Regions from separate parts of the Homo sapiens genome. Here region 1 is linked to region 2. Evidence: chromatin loops called from intact Hi-C (ENCODE). Cell type or tissue: chondrocyte. All regions are shown on one strand. Each heading gives the region's core, and the rest is flanking DNA. Links, peaks and the distances in the headings are about the cores only.

Region 1 (10,339 bases), core at 1,455-9,454, 1.3 Mb before region 2:
CAAAGAGGAGACCACAAGGAGCCTCTGGGGCCTAGCCTGGTGGTTTGAGAGAGGTCCTTCATAGCATGCCGGAGTTCTGGGAACACCTGGGGGAAACAGAAGGCACCCAGGCACCCCTGTTTTCAAAAGGGGCTCAGAGAACTCACAGCTGGGCCCCTCATTCGTTAGAGAGGAACTGTGAATTTGCAGACAAGGCTAACATTCCTCAAAGCACAATCGCCACCCCCCACCCCTACCCCTGGCTGACCCCATGCTTAGTCATCACTCACTTTTCTTCTGCCCCACAAAGGACACAGCACCCAGGACCTTCCGGAAACCAATGCCCGCGTAGTCGGAGGGACTGAGGCCGGGAGGAATTCCTGGCCCTCTCAGGTGGGTGTTCCTTCCCAGCCCCAGACTTCCACCCAAATAAGAGCTCAGTGCATGACATAAGGTATCATGTGTATTTGTGCATGTCCCTATCAACAAGCAGCTCTCCAATTGTCTAGGTTCTCGATTTTAAAGATGGATGGGATCAGGCTTAGGTGGTTTTCTAAATGCAAAAGGCTTGGAGGAGGGGATTTATACACCAACCACAGTCCCTCTTCAAGGCACACACCCAAACACAAGATACATTTATATTCTCAGCGACAGCACTTGTGCCACGCAAGAAAGACTGGGTGCCAGACAGTCACCTTGGACTCCACATACCTTGAAACTCACACGCACACCACTCCACACTGTGTGTGTCACAATGCTTGCACGCATGTGCGCGCACACACACACACACACACGTACAGCATGCTGCTTAGTTGGCTATTTAGAGTTTCCACTTTGCTAACAGGGCAGCTGGGCCCTGATTTAAGTGATCTAAATATGTAAACCTGGCAAATTAACTGATGAAGATCCACACTTTGAGAAGATATCACTGCAATCAGAGTTTTAGCTTATAAAAGTCTGAGCCCCAGTTTTCAGGAGTAGAGCTATTACATAACATGAGGTGCTAGAAGAAGAGACATGAACTGATAAAAACAAACATCCTATTGGTATTTTTTTTTTTTTGAGATGGAGTTTTGCTCTCATTGCCCAGGCTAGAGTGCAATGGCATGATCTCGGCTCACTGCAAACTCTGCCTCCTGGGTTCAAGCAGTTCTCCTGCGTCAGCCTCCTGAGTAGCTGGGATTACAGGCGCCTGTCACCATGCCCAGCTAATTTTTGTATTTTTAGTAGAGACGGGGTTTCACCATGTTGGCCAGGCTGGTCTCAAACTCCTGACCTCAGGTGATCCACCCGCCTCAGCCTCCCAAAGTGCTGGGATTACAGGCATGAGCCACAGCGCCTGGCCTCCCATTGGTATTTCTAAGTAGTCCCTGAAGTGGGGAGACAGGAGATGTCTTGAAAACACTAAAGGTACAGCTCTGGAGACCTAAGCCTGTTGGGCTTAGGTGATGGAGCAAATCTTTGCCTATAGTTCCTCTTTTTTGGGGGAGGAGAGGGGGCGATGGAGTCTCGCTCTGTCACCAGGCTGCAGTGCAGTGACGCTATCTCAGCTCACTGTAACCTCCACCTCCTGGGTTCAAGCAATTCTCCTGCCTCAGCCTCCTGAGTAGCTGGGACTACAGGTGCATGCCACCACGCCCGACTAATTTTTGCATTTTTAGTAGAGATGGGGTTTCACCATGTTGGCCAGGATGGTCTTGATCTCCTGACCTGGTGATCCACCCGCCTTGGCCTCCCAATGTGCTAGGATCACAGGCGTGAGCCATGGTGCCTGGCCTATAGTTCCTCTTTAAGGGAGAACAGAGGTAGAAGGAGTTCCAAAAAAGGAGTTACAATGGGTTCTAGGTCCATTGCAACAACCTAGAGAGATAATGCCAAATACACTGTGTGCCTTTACTCCTCCATCCATGTACACAGCAAACATCACCAAGCGATGGAGCATCCCTTCCTGCTGGCCCCAGAAGCATCTACACACCCCTTATCAATGCCACACTCCAGGTGGCCACTACCAAGCAATCAGTAGCAATTGGCAGGTCAGATGAAACCTATTTGCCATCTCTAGCCTAGAAAGAGAATGTTTTGAAGGACAGCAGGACTTTAAGGAGGTGACATGTAGTTTGAGGCAAAGTCTTTTATATTTAATTATTTTTGACGTTGTAGAGGCGAGGTCTCACTATGTTGCCCAGGCTGGTCTCCAGCTCCTAGGCTCAACTGATCCTCCTGCCTCAGCCTTCCAAAGTTCTGGGATTACTGGCATGAGCCACTGCAACCGACCTGGGGCAAAACCATTTGAGAAACACCAACCTATCCCTTCTTTCTTTCCTCCCCATCTAGATTTCCCTCCAGTACCGGTCTGGAGGTTCCCGGTATCACACCTGTGGAGGGACCCTTATCAGACAGAACTGGGTGATGACAGCTGCTCACTGCGTGGATTAGTAAGAAAAACAAAGACAAGCTTTCCTGGGCCCCTGGAAGGGGAAGGGGCTGACCTTCTGAAAGAGGATATAATTTTGCCCTCTCTGGACAGCACTTCAGGGACTGGGCAGTGGCTCCTTTCCTGTTCAGGGCCTGCAGGGAGGTAGTATGGTGAAAGTACAAACTTTGGAGTCAGGGAGACTCAAATTCAAATCTTGCTCCACCAAATTCTAGCTATGTAGCCTTGGGCAACTATGCCCCCATTCTCCTATCTCTAAAGTGGGCTAAGAACATTTACTTTGTAGAAATGTTGTGAGGATTGAGTAAATATGTAAGTGCCTAGTCAATGTCTGACTGGTGACTATTTTTTCCTATTTGTCTTGGGCAATGGTTTTCACATTTGAGCATGTGTCAGAATCACCTGGAAGGCACAGATTGCTGGGCCCCATCCAGCAGAGTTTCTAATTTGGTAGGTCCAGGGTGAGGCCTGATAATTTGCATTTCTAACAAGTTTCCAGGTGATGCTCATGCTGCGGCCCAGGAACCACGCTTTAAGAACAACTAGCCTAAAAGTCTATGCTTCCTTCAAAATCTTGGTGGCTGAGAGCCATTATTTCATTTATGCGCACTACACCTCTCCCAGTTTACAAGATATTCAGCCTATGATGTTAAACCGAGAAAATCAAAGTGATGGTAGTTTTTTTCACTTCCACAAGTTAGTCAATTAGGGAATGAAAGAGCTTGTTACTTTCTCATTTTGGAGAGTCTTATATCCCTCCTCTGCCTAGACCAGATAAGATGGGTTCCTGTCCTAAAATAATAAACAAAACCTGGGCACGGTGGCTCACACCTGTAGTCCCAGCTACTAGGGAAGCTGCGGTGGGAGGATCACTTGAGCCTGGGAGTTTGAAGCCAGCCTGGGCAACACAGCAAAACCCCATCTCTAAAAAAAAAAAAAAATTTCCTAAATAATAATGATTAAAAAAAAAGATGGTTTTTCAACTTTTCTCTAAGTGGGGTAGAGAAGGTTTGAGTCCCCTGGATGACTCAGGGATTCCTTCTCTCACGCCAGCCAGAAGACTTTCCGCGTGGTGGCTGGAGACCATAACCTGAGCCAGAATGATGGCACTGAGCAGTACGTGAGTGTGCAGAAGATCGTGGTGCATCCATACTGGAACAGCGATAACGTGGCTGCCGGGTAGGAGCAAGTCCAAGCTGGCCCTGGGCTGGGCGGTGAGGCCTGACTAGCCAACAACTGGCTGCCTTCACCTGTTCTTTCAGAGGGCTAGAGGGATTGCATGGCCTGAAACCTGGTCCGTGGCTCCTGGCCTGGCCTTTAGTTAAGGAGCCCAGCTGAGCCTGAGAGAAGGCACCATGTCCTAGAGGGAGCAATGAGCTGGCTCATTCGTCCAGGAGGACTTTGAGAATTTAGGTTCTGAGCCAGGCACAGTGGCTCATGCCTATAATCCCAACACTTTGGGAAGCCAAGGCAGGCGGATCACCTGAGGTCAGGAGTTTGAGACCAGCCTGACCAATATGGTGAAACCCTGTCTGTACTAAAAATACAAAAAAAAAAAAATTAGCCAGGCATGGTGGCATGTGCCTGTAATCGCTTGATTACAGGAGAATCACTTGAACCCAGGAGGAAGAGGGTGCAGTGAGCTGAGATCGCGCCACTGCACTCCAGCCTGGGTGACAGAGTGAGACTCTGTCTCATAAGAAAAAGAGAACTGACGTTCTGGAGGGCTTGAGAGTCTTTGAAGACCTTTAGGATTTGTTGGATCCAGGCTGGTTTGCACAGTGGATTACCATTCTCTGCAGATTTTAATGTTCTGTTTCTATGGGGGGTTTTATCATTATTTATTATTCACATTATAGAATAGACTCCATCAGCAAAAGTAAATTTCCTAAAGTGAATCTTACACGGGAAAATTGCAAGTTGAGTTGTAAACTTCTGGAAAATAAATAATTAAAACGGTGGTCAATTCTATAGCATGTGCAGGTGGGGGTGGGTTCAAGGAATTGGGATATTCTACTGAGCTTGTAGAGCCACTCAGCCTTTTACATTTTTCTTGTTTGAGAACTCTGCCACCAAGATCATGCCACTCTGCTCCTTTCAGATTCCCCCATTCTCTACTTCCCGGGGTTGCAAAGGTCAGAGCTAGGCTGCAATACCAATGTCCCACCAGCAGATGCTGCTGTTAAACATAGAATGTTTACATGTTAAATTGTAATTGCTCTAGTTTGAGGCTTAGCAAGTGAGCCCCGTCCTTCTTCAAAGTCGTCACTTTCCAATTCCACGGGGATACAAATGCTTAGAGAGGGCCAGTGTATATGCTGACCTCAGGGAAGAGCTGATCCCATGAGTGAGCAGTCTCCTTTTCTCCTGCAGCTATGACATCGCCCTGCTGCGCCTGGCCCAGAGCGTTACCCTCAATAGCTATGTCCAGCTGGGTGTTCTGCCCCAGGAGGGAGCCATCCTGGCTAACAACAGTCCCTGCTACATCACAGGCTGGGGCAAGACCAAGAGTAAGTTGCCTACATTGGCACAATCCACCACGGGGATCTTGATTAGGTAGCTGAGCTTCTAAGACACCTTTTTCTGTGGTCCTAGGTGCTTATGGCCAGAGACCAGGAGCTAAAAGAACCATAGATACAATAACTGATGCATTATATCAAGCTAAGAATGGGCTGTGAAGTAGTTGACAGATTCATGGACTCTTAGAACAAAAAAAGACTTTATCAGAGAATTTTTTTTACCAGCCCCTCATTTTTAAAATTTATTTATTTATTTAGAGACAGGGTTTTGCTCTGTCACCCAGGCTGCAACCTCCACTTCCTGGGCTCAAGTGATCCTCCCACCTCAGCCTCCTGAGTAGCTGAGACTATAGGCATGTACCACCACACTCAGCTAATTTTTAAATTTTTTTGTAGAGATGGGATCTCGCTATATTGCCTAGGCTGGCCTCGAACTCCTGAGCTTAAGAAATCCTCCCACCTTGGCCTCCCAAAGTGCTGGGATTACAGGCATGTGCCACTGCAGCCAGCCAGCCCTTCATTTTATACATGAGGAAACCAAGGTCCAGAGAAATTAAGGATCCTTAGCTGAGTGTGGTGGCATGAGTCTGTAGTCCCAGGTACTCAGGAGGCTGAGGAAGGAGGATCGCTTAAGCCTGACCAACATGGAGAAACCCCATCTCTACTAAAAATACAAAATTAGCCAGGCATGGTGGTGCATGCCTTTAATCCCAGCTACTCGGCAGGCTGAGGCAGGAGAATCTCTTGAACCTGGGAGGCGGAGGTTGTGGTGAGCCGAGATTGCTCCATTGCACTCCAGCCTGGGCAACAAGAGTGAAACTCCATCTCAAAAAAAAAAAAAAAAAAGAAAGAAAGAAATGGAAACAAGCATGCACAATCCCATTTCTGCTCCATGGAGCTTGCAGGAGCAAACAGAACAGACAGATAAATCATCCACAAATAAGGCCATTCCATGGTGCAACTAAGTTATCCACGAGTGAAAAGAAGCAGGAGTAGGGTTGGTGGCTTGGAGCCTAGGTACAGTAAGCAAGGCTGCCTCCCTGAGGGAAGGGTCCTGTGCGGCCATATAAAGAGAGAAGACAGAGGATCCACCACATGCAACAGGGAGAGAGAAGGAGTTTGCCCTGAGCTCAGCTTTCACGAGAGTTTGGGAAGGTGTGGCAGGGGTGGAAGGTTTTTCTGCTGGACCACATCTGGAGCTGACTGCCAATGCCGTGTGTCCTGTTCAGCCAATGGGCAGCTGGCCCAGACCCTGCAGCAGGCTTACCTGCCCTCTGTGGACTACGCCATCTGCTCCAGCTCCTCCTACTGGGGCTCCACTGTGAAGAACACCATGGTGTGTGCTGGTGGAGATGGAGTTCGCTCTGGATGCCAGGTGAACATTTGCAGGGGGTCCCACCCCAGGTCCCGCCACTCTCTGCCTATCCCTCCACCCCTCTTCCTCACCTCCCTATTCGACACTTACTCTTAGTCCTACACAGACTCAATTTTCTACTCTGGCGTCTAAGTGAGAATGATCCTGTGCTGGTAATTCTACACATGCAGAAACTCAAAGTTGAAAGGAACCTTAAAATTGATCTTGCTCGATGCCCTCACTTCAAAGTTTGTACGTGGCCCAACATTTATATGTTGTTGTTGGTATATGTGTGTGTTCTTAGAATTTGTTACCTAGATTTTTTTTTTGAGATGGAGTTTTGCTCTTGTTGCCCAGACTGGAGTGCAATGGGACGATCTCGGCTCACTGCAACCTCCGCCTCTGGGTTCAAGCAATTCTCCTGCCTCAGCCTCCCAAGTAGCTGGGATTACAGGCATGCACCACCACGCCCGGCTAATTTTTTGTATTTTTAGTAGAGACAGGGTTTCTCCATGTTGCTCAGGCTGATCTCGAACTCCCGACCTCAGGTGATCCACCCGCCTTGGCCTCCCAAAGTGCTGGGACTACAGGCGTGAGCCACCATGCCCAGCCAAATTTGTTACCTAGATTTTTTAATGGCAGCGATGCAGCTGAGCCTGGACAGGTGGTTGTGATGCTGTATAAGCAGTACCCTGCTCCCTCTTACCTATCAGTCCTACTTCTCTTGCAGTTCCTCTACCACCATCCCTTTACCCCAGTGATATTTCTGGCAGTATGTACAGGTGAGTTTGATAGGGGAAAGTGCACAAAATAATTTTATAATAGCTTATATATAACAAATATAACCTTCCTCTATTTTGACAAGATCAATCAGCCATAAACTATCTTACAGATTTCTCTTTTTAAGCTTTTTTTATTATTATTATTTTAATATAGAGATGGGGTCTTGCTTTGTGGCCCAGGCTGGTCTCAGACTCCAGGGCTCAAGTGATCCTCCCACATTGGCCTCCCAAAGTGCTGGGAATACAGGCGTGAGCCACCATGCCCCACCCCAGATTTCTTAATGCAGTTTAACAACTATTCATTATATATCTACTATATGCCAGGCATTGTGCTAAGTGCTAAGGTTACAAAGATGGATCAAACAGTGTCAAGTAAAGAAACCAGAGGCACAGACATACAATAGAACATTGTAATACAATGTGGTTAAGTGTTAATAATCAGGATGTGCACAGGTGATATGGAAGCCCAAGGGTAGGTACCTACCTCTACCTACTGGGGCCAGAAAAGACTTTCCTTCCCCAAGAAACTAGAATTTGTAGTGGGTCCTGAGGGGCAAATAGGAATAGGCCAGGCAAAAAGGAGAAAAGACATTCAGAGGGAGGGAACGGCATGAATAAAGGCAGGGGGCCAAGAAACAACCTAGAGTACATACAGAATTATGGGGCATTCCCTAAGGCTAGAGTAGAGCAGCGGCTGGAGGTCCACAAGCCGAATCTAGCTCACTGCTTGTTTTATATGGCCCATGAGCTTAGAACAGTTATTACATTTTGATTTCTATATATATATATATATATGTATGCGTATGTGTATGTGTGTGTGTGTGTGTGTGTGTGTGTGTGTGTATGTTTTTTTTTTTTCCTGAGATGGAGTCTCACTCTGTCGCCCAGACTGGAGTGCAGTGGCGCAATCTCAGCTCACTGAAACCTCTGCCTCCCGGGTTCAAGCAATTCTTCTGCCTCAGCCTCCCGAGTAGCTGGGATTACAGGCACGCACCACCACATCTGCTAATTTTTGTATTTTTAGTAGAGACAGGATTTCACCATGTTTGCAAGGCTGGTCTCGAACTGGCTGGTCTCGGACTCCTGACCTCGTGATCCACCTGCCTCTGCCTCCCAAAGTGCTGGGATTACAGGCATGAGCCACCGCGCCTGGCCATATACATATATATATATATTTGTTTTTTTTTTGAGACAGCGTCTCACTCTGTTGCCCAGGCTGGAGTTCAGTTGTACCATCATGGTTCACTTGTAACCTCTGCCTCCCAGGCTCAAGTGATTTTCCCACCTCAGCCTCCCTAGTAGCTGGGACTACAGGCACATACCACCATACCCAGCTAATTTTTTGTATTTTTTGTAGAGACAGGGTTTCACCATGTTGCCCAGGCTGGAATTATTACATTTATTAATGGTAAGGAAAAAAAATCAGAATAATAATATGTCATGACACATGAAGAATATATAAAATTTCAGTGCCCATAAATAACATTTCACTGGAACACAGTCACAGTTGCTCATTTACAAACTGTTTATGGCTGCTTTTTTTTTTTTTTTTTTTTTTTGAAGAGATAAGGTCTTGCTCTGTCACTCAGGCTGGAGTGCAGTGGTGCCATCTTGGCTCACTGCAGCCTCAACTTCCTGGGCTCAAATGATCCTCCCACCTCAGCCTCCCAAGTAGCTAGGATCACAGGCACATGCCATCACACCCAGCTAATTTTGTTTTGTTTTTGGTAGTGACAAGGTTTCACTATGATGCCCAGGCTGGTCTTGAACTCCTGGCCTCAAGCAATCCTCCTGCCTTGGCCTCCTGGAGTGCTGGGATTATAGGCGTGAGGCACCATGCCCAGCCTATGGCTGCTTTTGTAGTACAACACAAAGTAGTTGCAATCAAGACGGTATGGCCTGCAAAGCCTGAAATATGTACTGTTTGGCCCTTAACAGAAGAGGTTTGCTGACCCGTGGGCTAGAATAGAAGCTACCACCATACTAGGAAATGTCAGGAGGTAAGACTAGAGAGGCAAGCAAGAGCTGTACAACTCAGGGCTTCAAATGCCAGGCTTGGGGACATGAACCTTATCTCTTGGGCATTGGGAAGCCATCAAAGACTTCTAAACAGGAGACTAGCACAACCAGATTCACCTTTTAGAATTGTTCTTTAGGCATGTTTTTGAAGAAGACAAGAGAGGCAGGGAGATTGCCTAGAGGGCTATTGCAATGATCTAAGCAAGAAATTTGAGGGCCTGAATTAAGGCAGTGGTGATAGGAACCGGAGGAGGGAAGGAGGAGGATCTGGAACAACAGCCAAGCATCTGGTTTAAGTGATTTGGGGGAGGGCACTGTTGCCCTGAGACAAGATTTACAGAGTTTGAGAGAGAAGATGATGAGTTTGGTTCTGGACAACCTTTGTCTGAGATCCCAGTGGGACATTCAGGTATAGCAACCAGTAAGAAATTTGGTGTTTTTTTTGTTTTGTTTGAGACGGAGTCTCCCTCTCTCACCCAGGCTGGAGTGCAGTAGCGCGATCTCAGCTCACTGCCCCCTCTGTCTCACGGGCTCAAGTGATTCTACTACCTCAGGTTCCTAAGTAGCCGGGATTACAGGCATGTGCCACAACACCTGGCTAATTTTTGTATTTTTAGTAGAGACGGGGTTTCCCCATGTTGGCCAGGCTAAGTCTCGAACTCCTGACCTCAGCCTCCCAAAGTGCTGGGATTACAGGCATGAGCCACCACGCCTGGCCAAGAAATTAGATAGAAAAAGTGGGGCCTGGGGGAAGAGCTGGGCTAGAGATACCTACTGAGAACAAATCAGATCCCATTCCAGGGAAAAACTGTTCAATGAGAAAAGAGCAGTGGGTTGGGAAAGAACTGTCAGAACATAAATACTTGAGTGTTTCAGGGATAAGTGGAGGATAAAGAAACCACTAGGATCTAAGAAAGGAGAAGTAGATGTAAGATAAAAACCTGGTAATAAGGATATTATGAAATCTCAGGAAGTACTTACAGATATCACATAATATACAATTCACCCAGAAGCCACAGTAGGTAAGAGCTGAAAGTGGCCACTTTGGCAATTGTAACCTTGGCAAGAGCAGTTTCAGTGGAGTGGTGAGGGCAGAAGCTTGTCCGAAGGGTAAGAAATAAAGAGGCAATAAGACATATAACCAGCCGGGTGTAGTAGCTCATGCCTGTAATCCCAAGATTTTGGCAGATTGAGGCAGGAGGATCGCTTGAGCCCAGGAGTTAGAGACCAGCCTGGGAAATGTAGGGAGACT
Region 2 (10,339 bases), core at 1,107-9,106:
CCAGCTGCCCCCTCACAGCTGTGTCTACCATGTGCTAATTCTCACCAAGCCTCCCCATGGATATTTCTTACTCTTATATCTCACTTCCTCAGGACCCTCCAGGGTCAACCAGCTGAGGGGCTGATGAAAGAAGATGAAGGCCATTCCCAGGTGACCTCTGTTCATTTTTCATAGGGGCCTCTGAAGATGCTATTCTCAACTTTATTGATTATTATTATTATTCTCAGACAGGGTCTTGCTCTGTCACCCAGGCTGGAGTGCAGTGGTGCAATCTCGGCTCACTGCAACCTCACCTCCCCGGTTCAAGGAATTCTCCCACCTCAGCCTCCAGAGTAGCTGGGACTAGAGGCACATGCCACCATGCCCACATAATTTTTTTTTAATTTTTCATAGAGTCAGGGTTTCACCATGAAACCAGGCTGGTCTCGAACTCCTGGGCTCAAGCAATTTGCCCACCTCAGCCTCCCAAAGTGCTGGGATTACAGGTGTAAGCCACCATGACTGACCATTCTCAGCTTTAATGTCAGACACAAGAGAGGGTGCAGCCCAGTCCAGGAGTTATGTGAGGCTTCTGGGAGCGTGACCTGAAACTCCTGCGCACGTGGCTGGCAGCACCTTTTCCCTCCCCCAGACTGCCCCAGGCCAGGGGCGCTCACCCAGAGCAGGATCTGCACACTCCTTGTACTGCTCTGGAGTACAGTATGGGGCATCCCCTACAGAGGAGAAAAGACAATGATGCAGGATGGGAATTCAAGGGGTCTGGTGATGGTGGTAGTACCAAAGGCCTAGAAGGTGTAAGCTGGGAGAAGATGGGAAGGGAGGACTGGCAGGCCCCCATGCTGCCCCAGAAGTGACCCACTCCAGGTCCATACCTTCTAGACCCTTCCCACCCATCCCTGGGGGTGCAGGCGGGAACTGAGGTCAGAGAGACATGAGCCAGGTGGGTGTGGGATGGGGTGGGCTGGAACTGGGGTTGGGAGATTGATATGGATGGGGAGCTAGTGAAGGGCAGCAAAGGCCCAGGGACCCCAGGAGTATGCTCGGAGCCCCAGGCCTGACCTGGCATGTGCACCATGCGGCAGTTGCAGTTCTCCACCAGGTAGCGCGTCTCACAGTCGATGCGGCAGGCAGTGATGCTGTAGGAGTCGAAGAAATCCAAATCCGAGTCCATGGTAACAGCTTTGCAGGTGCCCCAGGGTGGGGGCAGGTAGATGAGCTGCTGGGAGAGCCGGGGAGCTGGGGGAGTGCGGGGACTTCTCCCCAAATCAGCTTGATGGACTCCTCTGACAAGATGCAGATCTCTGGAGTTCTGCTCCCCTCTCCCTCTGCAGCCTCCAAAGGTCTCAGAGTTTACAGAGCATTCTTGTTCATTCGATCACTCATGCTTCTGACTAGCCAGATTACCACCCAGGTCCTTGCTCACCTGTCCTTCCCATTACTGATTGCCCACCACTCCATCTGGACCCCTCAATACCCCACCCCAGGACCAGCCTCCCATGGCCCTCTCACCCGCTGCTCCTGGCAGGCCACAAAGGTCTGGAAGCCTGGGGCCACGCCAAAGCCCAGCTGGTCGATGAAAGGAGGTTCATCCTGACTATGGATCTGCACTTTGATGCCTGCTTCGAAGGACGTCTCGTCTAGGGGAATGAGGAGTGTGTGGGTTGGGAGGGCTCCTGACTCCCTAACACCCCTCAGACCTGGGGGCATCCTACCTCTCCTGGAAATAAGCATAGGGTGCACTGGGGCTGGGGTGGGGGAAGTCTATAGGGTCCTAGCCCACCCCCTAGCCTCCTTCTGGGTTTACCAGCTCTGAGCTGCTCCGATGACCCCTGTATCCTACACACTTCTTTTCTTACCTGGCTTCTGCTCTGCATCTTGATGTTTCAAATACTTTCTCCCAGAGTGTCACTGTTTCAGATGCTCTCCATTTCTCCCACTCCCTTTTTCCCTTTTCCCCCATCTCTCTCTGCCCCAAGGCCCCCCGAGACCAGACAGGCAGGCAGCCCGAGAAGAGAGGGAGTTATTTATAGAGTGGCGGCGGCGTTGATGGAAGAGGATGGCTGGTTACCTTGGAGAGTAACTGAACCAGGAAGTGGGAGCCAGAGAGATGTGAGTGTGGAAGTCAGGTAGAGTCAGTGATAGAGATGGTGAGATGCTGGAGGGAGAGGGGAAAGCCCGGGCCCTGCCCAGGTCTCACAGTGAAGCCCAGGAATCCCCTGGCAGAGGCTGGGGCCTAGAGCCATGCAGAGGGGCCCCTGAAGTGGGTGACGTACCAGTCTCCCCCCACACAGGCAGGTACTCGTCCTGCTGGATGTCCAGCATGATTTCCAGCCCATTGCCCGTCCCACCCTTCATGGTCTTCAGCCGCGGCCGCCCATCTCGGCCCGAGTTGAACGTGTAGCACTTTCCATAGCGTGTGAAGACCTGGCGAGGGCAGAGTGGAGAGCCTAAGAGTCCTGCCAGCACCCTCTACTCACCAAGGGCTGTTCCTAGCCACCCCAGCTGTTGGAATCTCAACACCCTTTGGGAATGGTTCCTCCCGTGCAGCCCATTCTCCATTTGCTCCCCTCTCCCACCTGTTTCTCACCCTTTCTTGCCCTCTGTGTGCCCTGGAAAACTGTTCCTGGTAGGGTGCATCGCCTGAGCTCCTTTGCCACCTGCATGGGCTTCTAGTTGGGGTTGACAGTTGGGAGGTATTGGTAATGGCTCAGAAGGCAGGAGGAAAGATTGGGGTATGAATCCTTCCCCAGCCCTCGCCCCTCTGTAGCTCTAGTAGTGCCTTAGGCCCTCCATGATTACAGATCCTGCCAGGGCTCCCTACAGAGCACTGTCTTCTTTTGTGCTTCTTCAGCCTAGAAGTGATAACGATTTCCTAGTACTGCTCACTGCCTCAGTCCCCCTTATTGGTTTCCTTAACCCTGCCCCCAGCTCTGTCAGCAGTCCCTTTGTTAAAGTCTTCAATTAAATCATCAAGTAGCTGTCTTTTTCCTGCCAGGACCCTGACATATACATTTTCATCACCAGGATCCTAACACGGCCCCTCCTTGGGACACTTTCCTCAGGCCCAAGCTCCTGAGGCCCTCCAAGACATATCTTCTCTTCTCCTAGATTTCACTCTGGGAATCTGAAATTCTGCTTTCCCCAAGACCCAAACTCAGTTTTTTTTTTTTGGGATGGAGTCTTGCTCTGTTGCCCAGGCTGGAGTGCAGTGGTGCGATCTCAGCTCACTGCAACTTCCGCCTCCTGGGCTCAAGTGATTCTCCTGCCTCAGCCTCCCAAGTAGCTGGGATTACAAGTGCACAACATCACACCCGGCTAATTTTTGTATTTTTAGTAGAGATGGGGTTTCACCCTGTTGGCCAGGCTGGTCTCAAACTCCTGACCTCAGGTGATCCACCTGCCTCAGCCTCCCAAAGTGTTGGGATTACAGGCATGAGCCACCGTGCCCAGCCAAACTCAGTTTTTTGGTTTCATTCAGCCCCTAGCCCCTTGGGTCCATCATTATTCCATTATCCCATTATCAGCAGAACCTGAAAGTAGACCCAGTTGCCATGCCAAGGACCACACTCAACCAAGCACCAGCACCTCTTCTTCCAGCACTTGGGACTGAGCCCCCAGGGCATGGTGTGTGCGTTAATGCTTTTGCAAAACTAGGAGGGCCTCAGAAGATATCTCAGCCCCAGGGGCTGTCTCCCCAGTCTTCTCCCCACTCCATGCCCCAGTGCAGCCCTGGTCACAGTGCTGATTAAAAAGCTGCAAAGAGAAAAGTAAACCAGTTATCCTTGGCCTTTTCCCCACAGCCTCCTTGAATGTCCCCAAGTTGGGGTGGCTGTGCTTTTACTACTGCTGGATGGTGACAAAGTCCACAAAACAGGTCATAAGGTGAGTCAATACAGCCCAGAGCAGGGGAGAGACAAAAGAGTTTCAGGCCAGACTGGAGCAGCAATGGCAGTAGGTTACTAGGGAATACGGTCTTTGCCCCCTTCCCCCTTCCTAGAACAGCCTCCTCCATTGACCTCCAGAAGAGGAGACATACTGCTCTCCCCACTTTGTGGGTGAGGTCCAGAGATGAGGCAAAGAGAGAACTCCAAGGGCTCCTAGTCCCCAGCCCCATGACCAGGTCTTGCGGCACCCAGCCACAGGCTCCAGGCTGGACATATGCCCATGCCTACACTCCATCCGGAGTTGTATGGGATTAGAGGTGTCTGAGGCCGGCTAGCAGCCCTGTCTTGCGCCGGTTCAGAGGACAGGGCTGCTGTACAGTGGATTGCTGCTGCCACCTGGTGGGCCTGGGTGAGAACTGTCTGCTCTACTCTCGGGCCCAGAGGTAGACACATTCCTATGGCTCCTGGCCTGAGGCCCAGTGGCCCAAACCCCCAGGCCCCTGTATGCCTGCAGTCATCCCATGATGCACGGGTATGATGACACCCCCTGCCCCTACGCTAGGGAGGGGGTGGAGGACTGAGGGATGGGTGTGTGGGGCAGGGAAGGCCTGGCATCTGGGAGCTGGTGGGGCAGGAGAGCAGTCAGGCCAGACAGACCTGGAAGATGAACTTAGGAGAGACAGTGGGGTACCAGGTGGCCCCCCAGCAGGGAAAGCCCTGGACCCCTGGGTGGGGGGCCAAGCAGAAGGACAGTTCCCAGTGAGAGCTTCCCCTAGGAAGAGGGTCCCTGGCCACTTAAAGCTGGGGAGAGGGATATGATTTAGAGACCTGTTATTTACCCTCAGACACACACACACACACACACACACACACACACACACACACACACACAGAGCTGGTGGGGGTGGGGCGTCCATAGGAGGGCACAGGAAGACCAAGTGAAGATGCAATGAAGTCCCTGCTGCAGGAGATGCTGACAAGGGCCATGGTGGGGTGGGGTTGGGGGATATCCCCACCCCTCTACTGTCACCCTTTCACTCCCTTCTCTTGTACCACCAGAGACCAGGCAGCACCCACCCCAGCTTCAGTCCATGGGTGCTAGTCAAAATAGTGAACAACTGGCCAGGCACTGGCGTCCACCAACAGATCAAAGGTTGACCTCACAGATGGAGCAAGGTCCCGGGCCCTGCTGGACCATGAGGAAGTCTTGAGAAGGGCAGGTAAAGCTGGAGGACATGTTGGGAGGCAGCAGCAAAATACCAACTAAGACAGACGTGTTTCAAGATTCTAACAGGAAAAGCAGCACTGGTGTGGACCTGGGAATACCAGCCCAGCTCCAGGCCCCGGACTCCTGGGTGAGCTCTGGCCTGTGTCAGCCAGATGAGGTAGGGGGCAGCACAGTCATCAGCCCCAGCCCCAGCCCCAGCCCCAACCCCAGGAGGTGACAGTCAGGGACAGCCATGGCAGACACTCTTGGGGTACTGTGGCAGGCATGGGGCTCCACTCACCACTGAGAAGTTGTGAGGGCCGCAGGGTCCCCCTTGGTAGGAGCAATAGAGCAGCATGTCCTCCAGCCGGTGGCAGGAGCGATTGTAGAAGCGGTGCAGGTTAAAGGGCTCCCCAGAGAAGGCCTCAGGGCCCGGTGGAGCGAGGGGCACCCCGGGGTCATCACTTTCATCCAGTCCCAGCATGGGGGCCAAATAAAGCAAGTCAGGGTAGCTGAGCTGGGACAGCCGCACAGCATTAGTGTTGCAGAGGGTGACTGCCGGGAAGGCCAGCTCCGTGGTGGCCACTTCGTTTAGAAGGGTCACGTGTGGGTAGCTGAGGTAATAAGCAACGCGGTCCCCTACCTGGCACAGGAAGGCACCCAGTGCCAGGACAAAGGCCACCGCCCACAGCACCTGCCTTGGCCCTGGACCCCCCTCCACAAAAATGTGGTTGGTGCCATGGAGGGTGCAGCTGTTGGCAAAGGCCACCAAGTCCATGGGTGAATGCCCCTCACTGGCCTCCTTCCTCACTGCCTCCTTTTCCTTCTCTTCTTCCTCCTCTTCCGATTCTGAGATGTCCTGCTGCTGCTGATGGTGGTGGGGACCCCAAATATCTCCCAAGGGCCCTGGGGCTTCCTCTCCAGAGGAGAATGACATGGAGCAGAAGATCTGGATGGGCATTTTCTCCAGGGGCTTCCTGGTGCCAGGGATTTGCAGGAGGAAGGGGGAAGGTGCCAGAGGGGAAGGCGATGTGACTCCAGGCAGAGTCCGGCAGAGCCAGCCACCCAGCCCGTCAGCCAGGTATCTCAGCCCAGCTGGCCGTCCTTCCTCACCAGGGCCTCTGTGGCAGTGTGGCTGGGGCGGGGCATGGGAGGAGGACCAGCCTGCCCTGCCAGGGAGGGCGGGTGTCTGGGCTGATGAATAATTGATGGCAGTGGGAAAGGGAGGCTGATGGAGAGCAGGGGGCTGGAGCCCCTTTCCTGTCACCAGCTCCGGCAGCACAGAGAGGGTTTAGGACAGAGTGGAAACCCTGGAAAAGCCTAGGGCTGGGATTCCTGGAACCCACCCCTCCCAGGTGAGACGGGACCTAGCACCATCCTTTGCACCCACTGCCATGATGATCACAGCGACCACAGTCCCTACCCCCCCAGGACACACACAACACACACTCATGCTCTCTGTCATCCTCCAATCTGTTCCTCAGCATATCCCTCAGTGTCCCCATCCCAATTCTGGGTCCTCTCCCTTATTCTCCCTCGTCCAGTTATTCCTCTGGGATACCTGAGCCCCTCCGTGCCCCACCACCAGGTACTCTCTCAGACCTCCAATTCCAGTCCCCGACCCTGTTTCTCTTCCCCTCCCTCCCTGGCCCCAGCTCTATTTCAGGACAGCATTACCAGCCCTCGTCCTACCCACCTATGCTGAGATGTATTTTGGTTCCTTTCCTCTCCCCTACCCCTCCTGTGGCTTGTGGGCCAGCCCAGGTTCCATTAGCAGCAGTCTCTCACTGACCACAGACTCATTTCTGACCAGTTCCCGGCACTAGGGGGAGGGACCCTGTCTCCTGCAGTGGGAAAGCTTCCTGGCAGATCACCACTACCCTTTTTGGCCTGCCCCCCGCCCCCCGAACAGTTTAGTTTGTTCGAGGAATTCTCTGGTGGGTGGAAGAAATTGAGATCAGTGCTGGGGGTGGGGCAGGGGGACCTGGGTCAGGTAGAGAGTATTGGGAACCAACTTGGGGTTCCCACCAAAACCCTCAGCCTTGCAGACTCCCGGCCTCAGTCTCTGAGGCTCCCCTACCGCTAATTTACCATTCCCTGCCCCCAGGCCCCTGGCCCCTCTGTGTGTTCTGATTACTCAGGGCCACTGGTTGAGGAACTTGAGCCATCAGCCAAGTCTCCAGGGCCAAGAAGGTGACCCGAGGGGAGGAGGGGAAGCGGGGGAGGGAGGTATAGCAGATTAATGCTTTCTCTGCAGGGCCAGAGGAGGAGCAGTGGGGCTAGACCGGGGCTAGGTGGGTCTGCTTGGGCCTCCCCATTCCTTAAGCATCCCCTAGCCCCAGGCCATGTTCCCCTTCCTCCTCCTCTCTTCTCCCTCCCTGCTCCCACCATCTTCCCTTCTCCATTTGCAGAGACCCTAGAGTGTGTTGGGGATGTGAGGCAGGGTGTCAGGTTCTAGCAGAACTGAGTGATGTGGAACCTTTGGCCTCAGCTTTGCTGCCAGGGACAAAGAGGCCTCAGAAGCAGAGTCTTGAGCTCTAGCCCCTCTCCATCCTTCTGCCACTGCCCTCAGACTGGCCTAAACAACAGCCACTGTCCTCCTCTTTCTGCCACTGCCCTCCTCTTTTGCCTAAACAACAGCCTCTCAACTGGTCTCCCTGCCTCCCTGCAGTTTCTCCCCACCTTTAGTTCGAGTTGTGTGACTCTGACCATTCTTCTGCTTAAAGACCTTCTCTAGCCAGGTATGGTGGCACGCACCTGTAGTTCCAGCTGCTTGGGAGGTTGAGGCAGAAGAATCGCTTGAACCCGGGAGGCGGAGGTTGCAGTGAGCCGAGATCGCACCACTGCACTCCAGCCTGGGCGACAGAACAAGGCTCCATCTCAAAAAAGTAAAGACCTTCTCTCACTCCCCACTGCCTCCTGGCAAAATTTAGTCCTCTCTTGTAGCCCCACAAAGCTGAAAGCAGCCAGGCGTGGTGGCTCACGCCTGTAATCCCAGCACTTTGGGAGGTCGAGGTGGACAGATCAAGAGGTCAGGAGATCGAGACCATCCTGGCTAACACAGTGAAACCCTGTCTCTACTAAAAATACAAAAAAAAAAAACCAAAAAAATTTAGCCAGGTGTGCTGGCAGGCGCCTGTGGTCCCAGCTACTCGGGAGGCTGAGGCAGGAGAATGGTGTGAACCCAGGAGGTGGAGCTTGCAGTGAGCCGAGACTGAGCCACTGCACTCCAGCCTGGGGGACAGAGCAAGACTCCGTCTCAAAAAAAAAAAAAAAAAAGCTGAAAGCAATGTACCCTCCACCTCAGGCCAGCATCCAGCCACCACCACCTGTCCCCAGACACACGAGGCTCATCCACAGTCCTGTGCCTTCCCTGGACTCCATCTGGAGAATTCCTACTCATTTTTCAAGATCCTACTCACATGTTACCTCCTCCAAGAATCCTCCCGACTCCACAGGGTGCTGTTAGTGCCCACCCAGGGAATAGACTAAAGGGTCCAGTTCTGCTCAAGGCCCTACAGCTATGAGTAATGACCGAGAGCAAAAGAGCAGGACCAAGAGACCATGTGCAGGAACAGGAAGCAAGGAAGGCCAGGAACACCCAGGGCAACCAGAGATAAGTCATTGCAGAGATGAGGAGAGACTCCCCCACCTTCAGCTGCTGTCCTCAGGCTTCTCCTGCATGAACCTGTGTGTCCTGTCCTGTGTGTATCTTTTTCCTGCCTGCCAGATCTTGAGCTCTCAGAGGGCAGGGGCCTCCTCCTTTGCATTCCCCAGGAAGTGCTTCAGAGAGGACTTCCAGACTTGGGTGGAGTGGGGCTGAGGCTTGGGCTGAGGAAGCTGCAGCTGCCCATGCGTTCCCACTAGAGGGCACTGTCCCCCTCCTTCAGATGTTTTGGAAGGGGAAGTAGATTGATTTCCAGAAGGAAGCAGCTAAGGCAGCGGGAGCTTCCAGCTTGGGAGCCCCAGCAAAGACAAGGGTGTGCACGCACAGACAGTGCCAAAGGACAGTAAGTTGGGTGCAACTGAATACCTCTTCCCCCACAGCAACCAAGACCACACTGCACACTTGCACATTACCACACAGACACGCAGCCCTGGTGTGGGGCGACACACACACCCCAACACACACACACACGCCCCAACACACACACACCCCAACACGCACACACCCCAACACACACACACACCCAACTGCATGTCCTCTCTCCTCCATCGCCTGTATGCTTGTTCAAACAAATGCTTATTCTTCTAACATTCTTTCCCATCTTCATCTTGTTCAAGTAATTGGGGGATGAGGAAAGTGTCAAAGGGCATACACAGAGGGCCCCTGGAGAGGTGCCCAAGCAGACACACACACAGAGCTGCACTCAGTCCTGAACCCTCTGTCCAAGCATACAGCGCCCCCCACCCAGACCTTCTCTTTAGCAGTGTGTGCTGAGTGGTTTCTGACTTTTTCTATATCCCTTTCTTCATTCCAGCCACCCCTCATGTCTGTGTAATGCTTCATGGTTTTCAATTGTTATCTCATGGGATCCTCACACAACCCAGTGAAATAAGCAGGTTTGAGTAACTTCATTCCCATCTGACAAGTGAGAAAACTGAGCCACACCAGCCTATTCAAGTCTTAGGGAGAGCAAGAAGTGGGCTGGAGGCTGGAATGAGGTCATCTGTCTCCAAATCCCTTGCTTCTTCATTCTTGCATTTACTCATTGACACAGTGGAGAACACATCATGGACCTGCCCTCATGGAGCTTACTGTCGAACAGGGAAGACAGACCTCAATTCAAAAATGAAAAAAACAAATATCTAATTGCAAACCATAAGTGCTATGAAAAAAAAAAATGACTCTATCAGAGTGAATGACAGAGGGACTTGCCCCAGACTGGGGAATTAAGGAAGCTTTCTCTGAGGAAATGATGTTTGAATTACAGTCTAAAGAATAAAGAGGAGGCTGGGCGCGGTGGCTTATGCCTGTAATCCCAGCACTTTGGGAGGCTGAAATGGGCGGATCACTTGAGGCCAGGAGTTCAAGACCAGCCTGGCCACCATGGTGAAACCCCTTATCTACTAAAAATACAAAAATTAGCCAGGCATGGTGACACATGACTGTAATCTCAGCTACTTGGGAGGCTGAGGCATGAGACTTGCTTGAACCAAGGATGTGGAAGTTGCAGTGAGCTAAGATTGCACCACTGCACTCCAGCCCAGGCAATAGAACGAGATTCTGTCTCAAAAAAATAAATTA

Evidence for each region. Hi-C counts contacts between places; a loop is a spot of excess contacts. Peaks named below come from ENCODE experiments on the same cell type or tissue, not always from the same donor. Only the 100,000 strongest peaks of a DNase experiment are listed, where the experiment ranks them.
Region 1: a loop joins it to region 2, with 4 times the contacts of the local background. A loop is called at or near these places in 2 of 110 quality-filtered maps.

The regions. Positions count from the first base shown.
Region 1 is chr12:51,335,828-51,346,166 of GRCh38, reverse strand. CELA1 (chymotrypsin like elastase 1) reads left to right here. Exons shown (of 8, transcript NM_001971.6): 2 at 290-372; 3 at 2,314-2,414; 4 at 3,467-3,592; 5 at 4,787-4,923; 6 at 6,162-6,307. Among named protein-coding and RNA genes, the nearest start is that of CELA1, 5.7 kb to the left of the region's middle. In chondrocyte, for the core only: CTCF peaks have their summits at 4,381 and 4,580; no DNase peak of the experiment used is centred there.
Region 2 is chr12:50,069,298-50,079,636 of GRCh38, reverse strand. ASIC1 (acid sensing ion channel subunit 1) reads right to left here. Exons shown (of 12, transcript NM_001095.4): 4 at 2,274-2,424; 5 at 1,510-1,637; 6 at 1,060-1,216; 7 at 657-713. Among named protein-coding and RNA genes, the nearest start is that of SMARCD1, 11 kb to the left of the region's middle. RefSeq lists enhancers at 3,999-4,048, 4,179-4,278, 4,299-4,568. In chondrocyte, for the core only: CTCF peaks have their summits at 4,275 (motif pointing left), 8,731 and 8,954 (motif pointing right); no DNase peak of the experiment used is centred there.